Regions from separate parts of the Homo sapiens genome. Here region 2 is linked to region 1. Evidence: chromatin loops called from intact Hi-C (ENCODE). Cell type or tissue: heart right ventricle. All regions are shown on one strand. Links, peaks and the distances in the headings refer to the core of each region. The heading gives the core; the rest is flanking DNA.

Evidence for each region. Hi-C counts contacts between places; a loop is a spot of excess contacts. Peaks named below come from ENCODE experiments on the same cell type or tissue, not always from the same donor. Only the 100,000 strongest peaks of a DNase experiment are listed, where the experiment ranks them.
Region 2: a loop joins it to region 1, with 3 times the contacts of the local background. A loop is called at or near these places in 58 of 110 quality-filtered maps.

The regions. Positions count from the first base shown.
Region 1 is chr20:38,221,349-38,224,254 of GRCh38, reverse strand. It overlaps KIAA1755, which reads left to right. Exons shown (of 14, transcript NM_001029864.2): 9 at 619-717; 10 at 1,658-1,806. Among named protein-coding and RNA genes, the nearest start is that of KIAA1755, 38 kb to the left of the region's middle. In heart right ventricle, for the core only: CTCF peaks have their summits at 1,384 (motif pointing right) and 2,767; a DNase peak (open chromatin) is centred at 1,404.
Region 2 is chr20:38,168,134-38,171,039 of GRCh38, reverse strand. It overlaps a transcript of TGM2 not described here. Among named protein-coding and RNA genes, the nearest start is that of TGM2, 4.3 kb to the right of the region's middle. In heart right ventricle, for the core only: no CTCF peak of the experiment used is centred there; DNase peaks (open chromatin) are centred at 1,948 and 2,859; H3K27ac peaks cover 2,500 bases.

The DNA of each region.
Region 1 (2,906 bases), core at 291-2,790:
ACTACATGGAAGTGAGAATGATGATAAACACAGTATGGGCTGGGCTCTGTTCTAAGTGCCTTGCATATATTAATGGGTTTAATCCTCACACAACCCTATAAGGCAGGAACTACTATGATCTCCATTTTAAAGAGGAGGAAGCAGAGACACAGAGAGGTTAAGTAACTTGCCCAAGGTCTCACAGCTTGTAAGTGATGGAGCTGGGCCGAAGTGGGACTCAGCTGAAAATGTTCCCCTAACTCTGCCCTCTTCCTTTCCTTACCAATCATGGTATCCCCACTGGCCTGGGAGTCGCTCAGGCCTGTCTCCTTTCTTCTCCCTCACTCATACTCAACACCAGTGGTTCTCAAAGTGTGGTTCCCCAGGCCAGCAGCATCAGCAACACCTGGGAACTTGTTAGAAATGCACTTTCTACCATGCCTCGCCCCAGAGGAACTGAAGCAGAACCTCAGGAGCAGAGCCCAGAGCCTGTGTTTTAACCAGCTCTCCAGATGCTTCTGATGCACCTGGAGTTGGAGAGCCACTGCCTCCCACCTCCCCTCTGTGCTCCTGAGATGCAAGAGGCATCCTCCTGGTTGGCCTGGGCTGACACCTGCCCTTTGGTCCTCTGTCCTGCAGAAGCTGGACCCTTTCCTTGCTGACCTCCACCAGGCCTCTTCCCTGCTACAAGCTTCCATCGAGGAATTCGAGAAGGCCGACCCCCCTGGGGGGATGCAGGTGAGCCTGGAGCATGGTGACTGGGGAAGCTACATCACACCCCAGACCCCATGGACCAAGGGCTTCGAGAAGGGGACGGCCTGGGGAAAAGGGGGAGGACATTATTCCTGTTTTTCATCATTCATTTGACTCATATTTGAGGGGCACCCACTTTGTACCCTGCACTGGAGACCAGCCTGGAGCAAACTGACTTATCCCTGCCCTCTTGGGGCTCGTGGTGCTGTGGCAGAGGTGGTAGTTTAAAAAGCAAACTATTATAAATGGGTATGTCATTCCAAATTGTGTCAAGTCCTGTGGAAGTAAGATTGGGAATAATGAGGGAGGGAGGAGGGCCTCTCTGAAGAGCTGGAGTTTAAGTTGAGGCTTGAAGTTTGAGAAGGAGCCTGCCTTTGTGGGGGGCTGTGCTCCAGGCAGGGGGCAAACACATGTGAAGGCCCTGAGGTGGGATTATACCTGGGGTGTTCAGGAGTAGCAAGGAGGCCAGTGTGGAGCAGAATGAGTGGGAAAGAAGCATGAGTGGAGCTTCTAGATGCAGCAGGAGCTGGACCAAGGAAGAGTTGGGCTGGGATTCAGTTCGAAGCCTGCAGGGAAAGCCACTGGAGAGTTTTAAACCAGGGGTTATCAGATTTGCACTTTGAGATCCGTTCAACTGCCATGTGGAGAACAGACTGTAGGGGGAGCCAGAGGGCAGCAGGGAGATCAGCGAAGAGGCTGGAATGGGTGTCCCAGCAAGAGATGCTGGAGGGTGGACCAATGAGGTTGCCGTGGTGACGAGAGGGGACATGGCTAGAGGGGATGTTTTAGAGACAGAAATGACAGACTTTCTGGAGGACCTTGAATGCCAAACTGGGAGTTGGACTTGATCTGGGTGTGGGGAGCCTTGGAAGGTTGCAGAGGGAGAGTGGGGATGGGGCCTCAGGGCACCTCCCTACGCTGGCAGGAGGCTACCAGGTGCCTGAGCAAGTCCAAGGAGCTGATGGAGGCTGTGCTGAGGGACCCCGGCCTACTGGGCCTCCAGCGGGAAGGTGGAGCCACCCTGGCCAGGCTGCAGCATGATGCCAGCAGGCTGGACTTCAGCCCTGATGTCAGGTACAGACGTCCAGGCCTTTCCTCTTCCACCCCATCCTGTTTCTGGCCCAGGAGCTTGGAGCTGGGACCACACCACCTAGGGCACACATAGCTGAGCCCCGAGGGCGCCCAGCTTTGCAGTAGTTGCAGGGCCTGTATCCCAGGCTGACGCCTGGTCACAGAAACCTGCCCTGAGCCCTGGCAATTTCCTCGCCCCTTCTCTGCTTTCCCTCCTTCAGCCCCAGCCATCTTGAGCCTGGGATGGGCATCAGAGGATGTCGCCTACCCATTTCTGGTCACCCTTTTGGAAAAGCACTTTCTCTGACCCACACACCACGCTGAACCCCTGCAAGAGCCTGCCTCATTTATTTCTGGCAAGAACCCTGTGAGGTCCACATTGTCCATTTGGCTGATGGGTAACTGAGGCTCAGCGAAGGGAAATAGCAGCTAGACAGCGGCTGGTAAGGGATTTGAAGCCAGGCCTTCTGGGCATTTAACCCCTACCCGGCCCTGCCTTTCCCGGTAGGCTGCTCAGACACACTTGTGAGAACCTCATGGTGTCTCAGGGGTCTCAGAGCCAGAATAAATTATAGACATTCCTGGAAAGTCCCAGCTTTCTTAAATTTAGGGGGTGGGGAAAAGTCAGTCATTAAATTGGTCAGTAATTGCAAGTATTTTCACCCTCTTAGAACACAGCTACTTATATTCAAAGTCAAGGGCTGGTATGCATGAGCTTTTAAGAACATTTTGTTTACAGAACCAAGACCTAAATAGCACTTTGTATGTGTCCAGCATTTTTCTCAGGGATTTACAAATACCAGCTCACTTAATTCACTCCGAGGTAGCTGCAGATATTATGCCTATTTTACAGTGGAGGAACCTGAGGCTCAGAGAAGGTAAGTGATTAGTCCAGGGTCACATAGCTGGGATGTGGTGGGGCCCGGACTTGAATCCAGGCAGTCTGGTCCCAGAATCTTGAACACACCACCCAGAGCTGCACTAGACTTGAGAGCAGGCTTACACAGATGGACGCACGGGCAGCACTGGTATGGGGTCATCTCCCTGCCCCTCAGTGCCTGGTGGGGGTTGGCACTGCCTTTCTCAGCCTCTTCCACCCTTAC
Region 2 (2,906 bases), core at 407-2,906, 53 kb after region 1:
TCTTCCTTCCCACTCCTTGTTAAATGCAACACCCAATTCCAAGTTACATAAAAACAGCTTTCTCAAATTTCAAAACTTACCACTGCCAGTCCCCCAGTCATAGACCCCCATATCTCCTCCCACCACTGCCAGCAATTTGGACTGGAGTTTTCCAAACCTTCTTCTGTATGTTTATATGTATGTACTGTATGTATATTTACTTATCTGTTCCCATAGAAATTGAACAGTCTTGTGGAATCATACCTCATGCAACGTCCTGGCTGGTACAGGGCCACTGCTTACTTCTATAGTGTTTGGAACCCCACCCTGACTCTGCCCTGACTTGCTGTGTGGCCTGGGGAAAGGCTGTTGCCCCCTCTGAGGCCCAGCGGTGGGTATTCCTACTCTGCTACCCACACATCCCCAGGTCTGTCCTTTGTTTTTCTCCCAGTGGTTGTCCTGGGATTGTAGAAGATATGATTGGAGGGTAAGTCAGACCCAGATCTTTCATCTCTGGTGCAGACAGCAAAGGCTGCGAGAGGCCCTAGCGCCTCACCCCGATTCCTGGTCCTACCAGGGGCAACTGGCACCACAAGTCCTATCAGAGCTCCCGGGCCAACCCCAAGAACCTGGCTTGGGCTTGAACAAGTTGTCTCTCTCTCCTCCTTAGAACCCCTGGTACGGTCATTAATTCATTCAACAAGCCTTTATTGAGCAGCTACTGAGAGCCAGGTGGGTGGAGGGAGACAGAGATACACAAACACTAGAACTTATACAAGTTACGCTGTGACTATGTCCTGTGGGTGTGGGGCCAATAGAGCAAGAAGGAAGTCTCTGGGTGGGTTTCCGGAGGATGGGTAAAGCCTGGGTTAAACTTCGATAGGTGAAGAGGGAAGGCCATCCTGGGTAGAGGACACAGCTGGAGCAAAGCCCTAGAGGTGGGTGTTTGCAGGGCTCATTTGAGGGCAAGTACCATGCCTGGTGAGGCTGGAAGGGATGAATGTGGAAGATGCGATTGAAGGGTAAGCTGGGTCAGCCCTGCAGGGCCTCCAGTGCCTCATGAGGTCTGGGATGTGATTCTCACTTTCACAGAAACAGAAACTGATGCTTCAGAGAAGTGAATAAAAGTGCCTACCCATGGCCCATCAAGCTCAAGGGGCTGGGACCCCGTGCCGGCTGCAGGGACGGTGGAAGGGGGATGCACTACACCTGGAGGGTGGTACATTGTGGAGTCAGAGCTGAGGACAAGACAACCAGGTCAGTTTCTCCATCTGCAAAGTGGACACGCTGGAAGAATCCTCCCTCCCTCCACAGATGCCCTGTTCTCTGTCCTCCACAGCCTGGGAGACCCAGATCCTGCCCCAGACAGGCCATTCTCTCAAAGGGCTTGAAAGGTCACACCTGCCTCCTGACATTTTCCTTAAGTCCGCAACCTAACACCCCTGCCCCACCCCATCCCACCTCAGGAGAGCCTGCCCCACCCTCCCTATGCTCCCTCACACCAGACACTGCTCATCCCGGTTAGTCAGTAGTTGGTAGAAAAGCCTCCAGATGCCCTGGCACACTCCTGCCCACCCCGCCCTCCCTCCCTCTCACATCAGCTGTCTACGTCTGTCTCTGGCCTGGAGGCACCTTGTCCTTGAGGAGTGGCTGAGCTGAGCCAGGGCCCGAGAGCCTGGTCATGCTGTGTGACCTTAGGCAGTTTCTCCAACCTTGCTGAACTTTAATCTTGTTTCTGTGTTTCCTTCCTTCCTTCTATTCTTTCTCCAGCTGTGGGTAACTCATTCCTCCCTCAGGTCATAAACATTTATTAAGCATCCAGTGTATACCACATGCCATGTGTTAGGAGCACAAGCTGCAGTCCTCGGAGGCCTCACTTGCTAAAAGCTGTAGAACTGGACATGGCCCAGGCCCCTGAGGACTGCCCTGCAGGGCACGGGGAGACAGGACTGACCTCTGAACCTTGGCGGAGCCAGCACAGGCCCTGCTTTCCCACTTCCTGACTGTGTGGCCTTGGGTGAGGCACTTCCCCTCTCTGAACCCAGGGTTCCTCATTTAACAAATGATAAGAATCATACTGTGAGGTTTAAATGGAATATCTGGCTGGTAGTGGGTTATTCCAAAGTTTCTAAATATTCACCTTTGTCTCCACCTTGAGGCTTGAGAATCCTTGTGGAAGGGACTGAATCTCTCTAACGCTGGGATTCTAGGCATCAGTGGCTGTGAGAACAAGATTTATTTGTGAGACAGAGAGTCTTTCTGAGCAACACCCACCAAATAAATATGCTACATTGACTGCAACCTGCTTCACCCACACACGGGGACTCTCCCTTTTCTGGAGAGGGTCCTGACTCTTGATGACATCATCATAAAGCTTAGGTGACATTTACTGAGTACTTACTATGTGACCTGTAAGCACTGTAGAAACATGATCTCTAATCCCCAGTGGCAGGGACTCTTACGATACCAATTTTATAGAGGAGGAAACTGAAGCTCAGAGAGGCCTAGTAACTTATCCAGAGTCACACAGCCAAGAGTGACCTCACAGCCCTCCTGCTCTAAGCATTGCACAACACTTCCCCTGAATAGATGACAAAGGGCCCTGATTGCAGTGTCTGGGGATCTTGAGGCCATGATCACCCTCTCTGGGACTCAGGGGAGTTTTGAAACCTTTACAGCCCCGGTGAGGTAAGACAGGGCACAGTTTCCCAGTCCCTTTGAACAAATGGGAAAACTGAAACCCAGAGAGGGGCAAGGGTGCCTGGTCACTGGGACTGGAATCCAGGTCTCTGGGCCAAGCCTGGGTTCTGGCCTCTGTCTGCCAACTTCCTAGAAGCCAGTCCTGACCCCGGCTGGCCACATCCTGGGGTTGCTCAACGCCATGCGTCACTCAGGTGGCCATAGTTCTGTGGAATGTGGGAGAGGAA